Linked DNA regions of Homo sapiens: region 2 is linked to region 1. A link is a loop called in an ENCODE intact Hi-C map of the cell type or tissue named here. Cell type or tissue: mammary epithelial cell. All regions are shown on one strand. Each heading gives the region's core, and the rest is flanking DNA. Links, peaks and the distances in the headings are about the cores only. Region 1 has its middle 43 kb from the start of LINC02376. Region 2 overlaps LOC105370062 (a long non-coding RNA gene).

Region 1 (5,265 bases), core at 266-5,265:
GTGCTCACCACTCAAATACTCAGGATGTGGTGGTCTCTCTGATTTGGCCCCCTGTAGCTTCTCCCCGCCCCCCTCCCAGCTGCTCCCTGCCCGCAGGCCATGCTGTCCCTCCAGCTACTCCACCCACACGCCAAGTGTGTTCCCTCCTTTGCACTTGCTGTTCCCCATGCCCGGCACATCCTCACTCTGACAGTCATCTTGCTGGTTCCTGCTCATCACGCAGGTCCACCCTCACATGTCCCCTCAGAGAGGACCTGTCTGGCTACTCTTCCAAAGTGGCCCAGCCACCTTCCACTACATCACCTGCTTCTTTTTCTTTTTTTTTTTTCTGATCATAGAAATACAGGAATGGTTTAATATTATAAAATCCATACATATAACTGACTTTTAAAAAAATTTTTAAGTTCTGGAGTACACTGGCAGGACGTGCAGGTTTGTTATATAGGTAAACGTGTGCCATTGTGGTTTGCTGCACCTATCAATCCATCACCGAGATGTGAAGCCCAGCATGAATTAGCTATTTTTCCTAATCCTCCCCCTCACCTCACCCCACCCCACCCCTTCAGGTCCCAGTGTGTGTTGTTCCCCTCCCTGTGTCCATGCATCACCTGCTTCTTTAGTCTTTATTTGAAACTTCCATATCTGTTTATTTTCAGTGCTTTTATCTCCCAAGTCTCCTGACTAGACTGTAGATTTCATCATTTCATGAAGGAAGTATCTTGTTGTTGCTGTTTTAGTCCATCCATCACTTTACCTAGAACAAAAATGAGCACCTAGAGTCTGTCCTATCAATATTTGCTGATGAGTGAGTGAGTGAAGGAACACCTATATCTTGTCTTTTAACAGCTGAGAATTCTTTTAGCCTGTTTTTGATTGCTAAGAAAGTAACATACGACTTGTGCAGTGACTGCCCAGTAGTCCAGCTTATGATACATCTTACCTTTTCTTTTTTTATTCTGACAGGCAGTCTTGCCCTGTGCTGTTTTGCCCAGGCTGGCGGGCAGTGACTTGATCTCAGCTCACTGCAACCTCTGCCCCCTGGGTTCAAGCAATTCTCCTGCCTCAGCCTCCCGAGGAGCTGAGATTATAGGCGCCTGCCACCATGCCTGGCTAATTTATTTATTTATTTATTTTTTGTATTTTAGTAGAGATGGGGTTTCTCCATGTTGGTCCGGCTGGTCTTGAACTCCTGACCTCAGGTGATCTGCCCGTCTCGGCCTCTCAAAGCGCTGGGATTACAGGTGTGAGCTCCTGTGCATTTTTCTTTCTATTCTCCCCCAGCTTCGCATAAACCACCTCCAATACAAGTGAGATAAGATTCCTCTTTTATAGCTTTCTGCTGCTACTATGACTTCTTCTTCTCTTTCCTTTTCTGTGTTAAAATAGCTAGAATAGAAGATAACCTTCATTCTTCCAGTTTCAGTGTATCAAAAATTTAAATTTCCAGGAAGTTCAGATGGTCCTACTGGCTTGGCCTGCCCATGAAGGCCAACACTGGTTCTCCAAGTGGGGTGGTAGCTTCCCCATCCATCACTTGCTCATCCCTGTGCTCACCCTATCAGCAGTCCCTGCCCCATACAATGGGCACCTGCTTCATTAATTTGTCCCTAATCAAAATATGAGCTTTTGAGGGCACTGATGTGAACCCCATTCTTGTTCTTCTTGGCAGGGTGTATGTTGCAGAGGTCTGGTCAGTAAATATTTTTGGAAGGAATACATGGATGAATGAGTGAGCAAGCATTAGAATAAAATACGCTTTCTTGAGATATGCGTATCAAGTAAGTTAGCCATGCTCAGAAAGAAAATTACTACAAAGGTCCCATGTGTTTTGTGTGAGTGGTCCTGTTCTGTCAGGAAGTGTTTTTAGAAAGGGAATTATTGACAACATTTAAAATTCATAATATTTTATGTAAAAGTCCAGATTTTAGTTTTCTCTGGAAATTGTAGAAGTTCTGATCCCACTGACACTTGTTTCTGTCTGGTAAAAATCTGTGGAACACAAAGAGAGGCTGCTGACTTTAGAAGGACAATCCATGTCATCCCTTACTGTCTAATCCTGTGGCTGCTGACTTTGGAAGGACATTTCACACCATTGTTTACCGTCTAATACTATGTTGGTGTGGATTGCATTCACTATCATGACTCTGCCATTTTATTTACTTCTTCTAGTAATAGAGTTAAGAAAAAAGTGAAGTATTTCCTGTTTCATGTATTTATCAAAAAGGAATAAACAAAAACAAGATGAAGAGAACCAGTTGCTTCCAGAAAGGTGGGAGACCTCAGACTTTATTGTTATGAAAGCGAAAGAGATGGCTATGTGCTCAATATTCCAAAAAATGTATCCTGAAGAAAATTCCCCAGCATTCTTACTCATTCATATTCCTTCCTGGCCCCTGTAGGAATTTCAGCAGGGGACCCCATCATCTATGGACCAATGATCCTGAATGTATTATCTCATCCAGAGGGGCAGCAGGGATATCCCCAATGTTCCCTGAGCACTGGCATTGAGACACCAACATGGTGGCCACAAGGTCATGCCAAGGTCAATGCTGAGCCTTTCTTGCTCTTACTGCTCTTTTATGCTTGGATGAACTCAATAAAAGTCTCTTTTGAATACATTTTCTTTGGATGTGTTTTTGGACAATCATATGGCCACAGAACACATTTTAAATAGTGGCTGTGTGACTCGTTTAGCTTGGTCAAGCTGGTGTGTCCTCAGTATCAACTCTTCAGAGTTTCCAGTAAAATTGGATTATTTGGACTGAAGTCTGTATTTCACAATATTTACTGAAGAGTATTAAACAGGAAAATAAAATTAAAGTTGTGTGAAAGATTAAAGCTCTTTGGTGCTGAGAGACATCTGTTTATTGCTTTCTTTGTAAATGCGCATTAGCACAATAGGCAAAATGTGAAAGAAATTTAAATTAACGTAAAAAGACCCAATGCAAACGATTCTGCCATGCCCTTGAGAGAACGATCAATCTTGGCCATCTATAGTTAGAATAGCTGTGCTTAGAGAACAGAATGTGCCGTGGAATTCCCAGGATAGCTGCTGATGAACGTGCTTGAATTTCTACCCTGCAATTACTCATTGTCATATTCACCATCTTTCTTGCACTCATGCATTCCACATGTGTTAATGAGCACCTCCCACGTGGCAGGCTCTGTGCAATGTACAGTGGACACCTTGACAAATAAAGGATACCTGGTCCCTCCCTGGCCTCAGGCAAGGGCTGTAACCCAGGCCTGGCAGATTGGAGCTGATGGCCAAATGCAACTCTAAGTATGCTGAATTTTCTTTACATAATTTTCTTTTCTATTATCTTCATTTTATTTTATTTTCCTTTCTTTTGTCTTCATTCTCTTTTCTGTGGCAAATTGTGGTACCAACATTTAAACTTTAAAAGGTACCAGAGTAAAACCTAAATTTCTGGACTTTCTTGAAGAATAGGACGATCTGGCCACAGGGATCTCATGGCCATAGAATTCATTAGCAGGAGCTGAGAAGGGGCTTCAGACCTCAGGCTGGCCTCTGACACTGTCTTCCTCCTCTAATTCCCACCTGTCACCACCTGGCCCCTGTGTGCATTTGAGTTTGAACTCTTGGCTAAGAGAGGCCTCCAGGATTATGAAGAAGCGGGTTAATTTTTGACTCTTGAAAACTTACAGCTGTGTAACTTAGGCATAGTTATCCAACCCCTCAAAGCCTAGCTTCTGATTTATGACATGGAACAGTTATAGCACTATCTCATGGATGTGACTTAGGGAATAAATGAGGTAAAGTAAGCGTGCTTAGCATAGACTGTGCCCATCATCACTGCCAATTAAATGGTGGGTGTCAATAGCAGTAATCGGAGGAGTATCCTGATGTTCCTGGACTCAGCTCAAGGATTGGCTCTAAATAGGATTTTTAGGAGTTTTGCCAAACAAATGGCCAGGTGGCCTCTTTTTTTCTTATCAGTGAGCACAGCTGACGACACACACACACACAAACACACACTCAACAAATAATCCACCAAAACCCAACAGTATCATCACCTGTAATTCCATTTTTTAAAAACACAATATTAAGCTAGTTTAGAGGAAGCAATGGGTAGCTCTGAGGGGAGATATTAGCGATGGCTGACCCTGAGCATCTGAAATGATTGCTCGTGGTGCATCCACTCACCCGAGTGTGAGGGATATTGATCATGAAGTGCCTGGGACAAATGGAGAGGGAGAGCTGGGGAGGGGACCCTCATTAGAATCAAGGAATCCTAGTGGGGCGAGGGTAAAACCTGTCAGCATTGAAGGCAAAAATTGGAAGTAATCAAAAACTTCTTTGGAAACCTCTGTAATCTCCGACAAAGCCCAGCCCAACCCTCTTCCGATCCAGTGTTGTGGTGAATCACCGTTTCTGTAGCCGAGCTCTAAACGCAGAGGAGTACTGGCATTGAGGGCCAAGTGGTAGCAAAAATAAAATAAAATAAAAAAATCTCTGAGCATTGGAGGAGCCTTCACTGACTTCATGCTCACTGAGGGGTGTTGGTTGAGTAGAATGGTGGTAGAATTTTTGCCTATTTATTTATCCAACCCTCCTTTCTCTTCTTCCAGAGATACATGCTCAAATTTATGTAATTTCAAACTATTCAGGAAACTTGGAGCTAATACTTGAAAAGTAAACAATACTTATTTTGTGGGTTTCTAGAAATTAAGATTAAAATAACAATATCACAAAAGCTTTCCAAAACTGGACCAGACTGCCCTGGGAGCTAATGAGCGCTCTGTCAGTGAAAGCAGATTTAGGAAAAATGAGGCTCCCTGTCCATGTCTCATCCAGAGGTTGTCTCGTTTGTCATTGTTGTTTGCTTCTTTGATTTTTGATCTAACAGAAACTGGCATAAGATAAAATAAGCACAAAATGGAATCGACTCTTGGAATTTACAGAAAAGCAAAGTAAACTATGGCTCAGAGAATTAGCAGGAGCCAAGAGGGCCTGCGTAGTTTAGCAATACAACCATAAACTTCACCAGGATGATGTGGCTAAGACATGGCTACTGGTGCTGGCACCACTGAACACTCACGTTGACCCCATCTAACCAAGAGCCACACATAGACCACCTTTCTATACAACAACTGGCAGGAGACAGGAGGCAGGAGGCGCACGTGTGGCTTTCTGAGTGGAAGGACCATCTAGACACATTTAGTTAGCTTTATACTCCAGCAATCAACTTACTAGATGAAAGACAGTCCCTGGAAAAATGTCAGCAAAACAAATATCCATCG
Region 2 (5,497 bases), core at 323-5,322, 79 kb after region 1:
GTTGGGGTAAGCACCAGTTTATCCCAAAGCTAAGGAGCTCCGGGGCCTCTACGGAAAATAGAAAAGTTTCTTAACGTTACCCTAATAAGTTGTAACAAATGTAGTGGCTAAAAACAATATAAATTTATTATATGACAGTTCTTTTTTTTTTTTCTTGATATAGAGTCTCACTCTGTTACCCAAACTGGAGTGCAATGGCACGATCTCGGTTCACTGAAACCTCCGCCTCCCAGATTCAAGCAATTCTCCCACCTCAGCCTCCCGAGTAGCTGGGATTACAGACACCTGCCATCATACCTGGCTAATTTTTGTATTTTTGTAGAGACGGGGTTTCACCATGTTGGCCAGGCTGGTCTTGAACTCCTGACCTCAAGTGATCTGTCCGCCTTGGCCTCTCAAAGTGCTGGGATTACAGGTGTGAGCCATCGCGCCTGGCCAATATTACAGTTCTGAAAGTCAAAATGGTAACATGGTAATCTAGTAAGCTCAAAACGTTACTCGTGTTGGCTATGTTTTGTGTGTTACAAAGCATTGCCAGTATCTTTTTTTTTTAATCCTCAGATGGTCACTTCTTTATCCAGAGGGATGGCCTGTATAAAGGGATGGTCAGATCCCTGTATCTTTTTTGACTAAATTGCATTAATAGTTGACAATGTCCTTGCTTTCAATCATAACAAGATATACAGGTTCATTTTGTACCTTTTCAGACCAATATTTGGAATCAGCCATTTCCTTTTGGGGCTCTGGTTCTCTTTACTGGTCAATAGCATTTAGAGATCACAGTCTGGGTCCTGGGAGTAGCCATCTCTTCCTTAGTGCACCAATGTCTTGATTACTATCAATTAATAGTAAGTCTTAAAATTGGGTATGGCTTCTTCCAACTACTTTTTTGATTTTCGACATTGTTTTGGTCTTCTAATTCATTTTGTTTTCCATATATATTATAGAATTAGCATATCTATAACTATAAAAATCCTGGTGGGATTTTAAGTAGTATTGCATTAAATTTAAAGATCCATTTGGGGAAAAGTAACATCTTTACTATGTTGACATGAATTAGTTCTCATTTTATGTAGGTAGTCACTGATTCTGTTATCAGCATTTGTAATTTCCAACATACCAACCTTTACATGTCTTGTTAAATCTATATCAATGTATTTCACTTTAGGGGAGCTATTCTACATAGCAGTGGGGTGTGTGTGTGTTTTAATTTGAGTTTCTAATTATACACTGGTAAGATATAGAAATTTGGTAGATTTGGGGGTTAACCTTGTATTCTGAGACCTTGCTAAATTCACGCATTAATTCTAGAAGGTTTTTGGAGATTACTTAGGATTTTCAGGCTTCTCATTAACCTCAGGAGGCTGCTCCACAATGACATTGCTTGTCCTGACCTCTGAGCCAGACTTACTAGGCATTGCCTTTCCGGAAGATTGTTGGCTGTCATGGCAAAGAGAGACAAACGAGTAAGATGAAGCATGCAGGCCTCTAATATCTTACACCTGGAAGTGACCCACATGATTTCTGCTCACATTTAATTGGCCAAAACAAGACACATGACCACTTCTCAGTCAATAATTTTGTGAAGTGCTCTCTTACGTGTATGCCTGGAGAGAGACAGAAAACAACATATTTTCCAAGCACCCTAGTATGGTACAACAGAAGATGTTCAAATCTGTTAGGATTCCTTTCTGTAACATGGGCCAATCCTGGGAAATTAAAGGCCTTCGTGCTCTGGTTTTCTGTGAGGTGCAGAGAATATCTTAATATTGCATCTTTAATTGACTGAAATGGTAGAAGTGTGTGTTTTAAGGTAGTGGTTGTCAAACTTGCAGAGCTTTGTAAAAAAAAAAAATGAACTCCCCAGGTGACTACTGCTAGATCTTCAGACCTCTAAATCTGGGATAGGACTCAGGAATCTTTGTTTTAGAAAGCTCCTTAAGTGTTTTCATTATTAGAGCTGGGAACCACTCCATGAGGGATAGAAAGAGACCTGGGCCCCAGGTGGTAATGAAGTGAGCTGACCTGCTTGCCAGACCCCAGTGACTTCCTCTTCAGGAGAAGCCCTGTCTCTTCCTGTAGGTGACTCTCAGGCTGTCTCAGGGTCTCTCCCTGTTCCCCTCACTAACAGCAGCATTGGGGTAAACAGAAGAGGTGGATGTTTGCAGGATTCCAATGCCAGGAAACATTTTCTGCCGGATGTCTGTATCTCAATATTTCCCTCAGACACAAGCACATTGAAGTAAAGGGCATACAAAACCTCTTCAAAATTATGGTATGTTAAGGCAGAAAGAGACTAAAAGGTAGATTCATAACTATCTGCCTTCCTTTTTTTGCAGCTACCTTGATGCTGAACATCCCCTGAAGCAACAGGACTGCATGAGCTTGGTGTGGCTGAGCCCATGTCCTAATGAACATCCAGAAAAGAAAGACACTCAGAAAGCCAGGAAAATGGAAGAATTTTTTTTTTCAGCCAGCCAGGCACCTGACAGTAATCAAAATCTGTAAAGAACAGGATGTGGAGCCTCCTCTGCTTGTTCAGCACGAACATTTTGTGGTGGGTGCTGCAAAGATGACTCAGACACAGTCTCCACCCCAGGTCACTCATAGTCTAGTGCAGTACACCAAAGCTGTGAAAGCTAAAGGGCAGACCATTGGCCCATCCAGGGAGAGTGGTAGAAGAGGGAGCATTTATTTGAATAGCTGTGATGCTACCAGTCTGAAAAAAGGGGAAGGTATCTTGAGAATAAGAAGCAAGTTTTCAAAACACAGAGGCAGAATGGATAGAATGGGGTGAACACAGTAAGGTGCAGAGTGTGTGATGAGCGTACTTGTCAGGTCTCAGATGAAAGTGACCAAGACCTAGCTCCACTGTGATGAAGCCTGTAAAGAAAGACATACATGAACACACAAATAAGGCAATGCATTTTCTTACGCAGCTGAAAGGTACAAGAGAGGACCAGGTTATCAAAAATGTCTTCAGGTAATGGAATTTTCATATTTGGTTCTATTTTATTCTGTAATTTTCAGGTAGATGCTTCCCAAATAACACAAGATAAACACCGGCAGCTCCAAGCTATTCATCTATCAGCAGAGAAAACTGATGGAAGGAAGGACAACTTCCCTCAGTATTCTCAGCAAAGCCCCAGGAACAGATCTCATTGGCCATCAGGCCTGCCCTTTAAATACTCTCTAAGAGGTGTGACGCCCTGATTGGTCAGGCCTGGGTTAGGTGACTTCCCTGCATCCTGAGGTTGAAGTCAGCCCCATATGAAGGAGATGCATGGAGCTGCAGGGATGGAGGGTGACAAGGGAGAAGGTGAATCTACAAAAAAAAAAAAAAAAAAAAAATCAAGTGCTAATTTCAAAAGGGGGATTAATTGTGGTAAGAGAGAGAATAGAAACAAAACAAAAACAGCAAGTCACAGTTGCCTACTGCAAGCAGGCAGTCACTAAGTAGTTTTTTGCTATCTTGTGTTTATATGCAATGAAATTTTTCCCAATGTGAGGCATTGAGTCAGATAGAAATCTGCAGAAATGCGTGTTCTAGAGAGAAAAAGTAGGATGAATGCAGGGCAGGTAAATAGTTCTGCACAGTGCATGTGTGTTTGTTTTCATTTTGTTTTATTTTACTCTGCTTTGTTTTCTCTGTAATGAAAATAAAATGTTGAAGCATTCACAGAAACAATGATGCCTTCTTGGAGGAGAACACTAGCTGGCTCAGAAAACTGTTTCATTACCCACCCATTGTTTACAACATTGTAAGTGTAGAAGAGGTGCAGAAAATATAAGGGTGCCCTTAAAATACCATTTGAAAGATTTTGTAATGTTTATAAATGGTATACCAATGTTTCACTGCTGAGGACTCAACTCCACATTTTAAGAGAAAAAAAAGTGATAAATACTGGGTGTCTTGGCCCATTGGTTTGTTTATCTGTTTGTGGAAAGGCTGATATAACCACCCAACCTGTTCTTCCTGCCTGCTGCACAAACAAAATCAATTCACAGCACAGCATTGCAGCAAAGAAAATGTAATTGACATGAGGCCAGCCATGCCACATGGGAGAGAGTTATTACTTAAATCAATCTCATCAAAGGCTGGTAGACTGGGGGTTTTTCAAAGCTCATTTTGAGGCAGGAAAATAGGGTCTGGAGGCAGGGAGCATAAGGCTGATTCACACTTCAGCTATAACAGGAAATATCCTCTCCGTAGGGTGTATGCGGTAAATGACTTTGTAACTTTACTTCCTCCTCCCCATTTATATAGGGTGTACCCAAAGCAACCAATGGAACAAAGAATTGGACAAAACGCACAAACAAAGCAAGAAGGAATGAAGGGTTTTATTGAAAATGAAAGTACACTCCACAGTGTGGGAGTGGGCCTGAGCAGAGGGGCTCAAAGGCCCCATTGTAGAATTTTGGGGAGTTTAAATATCCCCAAGAACCTGAACAACCTCTGCCGTTAACATATTTTGGTGACCCGGGAAGGAGGAAGAGGTAAGCCCAAAATTTGGGATTTATTCTTCTCCTTTCTCCTTTTCTTTTCTGCTCCATACAGGGGAATCTCTTTCTCTCTCCTTTCCTTTCCAACCCGGGACCCTTGGTGGGCAGCGTCTAAACATGGAAGCAACTTCAAATTTCTGGCCATGGTCAGTGAAACTAAGGGGTTTCCATGTGGAGAAGCCTGACCCCCACCACCCGGTTCACTTAAGGAATGTGGATCTCTTTCATTTTTTTTCCACTTTCATTTTCAGTCTTTCAATGGCTGTCTCCTAGTACTTCCTTGGAAATTGAGGGCAATTGGCTGGGGTCACTCCCTGGTATTGCCCGAAGGCCTAAGAATGAATGGGAATAATTGGCCTGCCCCGAAGGGGGAAGGCTCTTTTTAATGTATTTTCGGTGTGTGGTCCCTGATCCCTATATGTGGCACAGCTCAGAGCAAACCCGCACATGTTTCAGGTGACTTAAACCTTCTTTTCCTATGCTAAATTCTTCCCTTCCCCTATTCAACTGGCTAAGGGTGAAGGAAACCCACCCAGCCTCCAGTTCCTATCATTAAAGTTCATGGAATGAGAAGCATGGAAAAGCGTCTCTAATTATAAGGCCTTATCAAATTATAAGGATGCTAAAATTTGGGGATTACACCCAGGTACCAAAGGAAAGCTCATAGTAGGCTCTGGAGGGAATGCTTGCAAAGTGGCACCAGTGCCCACCTAAGGCCAGAGACCTCTGGAGCGCTAAGATTAGACCCCACAAGTGGACACTCCTGGGGATCCTCCAGACCTCAAACTCTCCAAAGAGGATGCTCCTGGCAGAGGTTCTGAGATCTAGTAATAAGACCTCTTTGGAATTTTCTCTCACAGTTGCAATGCTGCTTGGCCCCAAAATTGCTTAGAATCTGAAGTTTGCTGTCGAATTGGAAAGTGGGATGGCATTGCATGTATTCAGGCTTTTGTGCTGCTGTTCTAAGCAGGGAGCCTGGTTAACGTGTGACGCC

The links. A loop is a pair of places that touch in the nucleus more often than their neighbours do. Peaks named below come from ENCODE experiments on the same cell type or tissue, not always from the same donor. Only the 100,000 strongest peaks of a DNase experiment are listed, where the experiment ranks them.
Region 2: a loop joins it to region 1, with 2.3 times the contacts of the local background. A loop is called at or near these places in 2 of 110 quality-filtered maps.

What each region holds. Positions count from the first base shown.
Region 1 is chr12:127,239,102-127,244,366 of GRCh38, reverse strand. No RefSeq gene overlaps it. Among named protein-coding and RNA genes, the nearest start is that of LINC02376, 43 kb to the left of the region's middle. In mammary epithelial cell, for the core only: no CTCF peak of the experiment used is centred there; a DNase peak (open chromatin) is centred at 3,126; H3K27ac peaks cover 2,554 bases.
Region 2 is chr12:127,160,204-127,165,700 of GRCh38, reverse strand. It overlaps LOC105370062 (a long non-coding RNA gene), which reads left to right. Exons shown (of 4, transcript XR_945515.4): 2 at 2,340-2,983; 3 at 4,268-4,497. Among named protein-coding and RNA genes, the nearest start is that of LINC02405, 100 kb to the right of the region's middle. In mammary epithelial cell, for the core only: no CTCF peak of the experiment used is centred there; a DNase peak (open chromatin) is centred at 2,560; H3K27ac peaks cover 1,234 bases.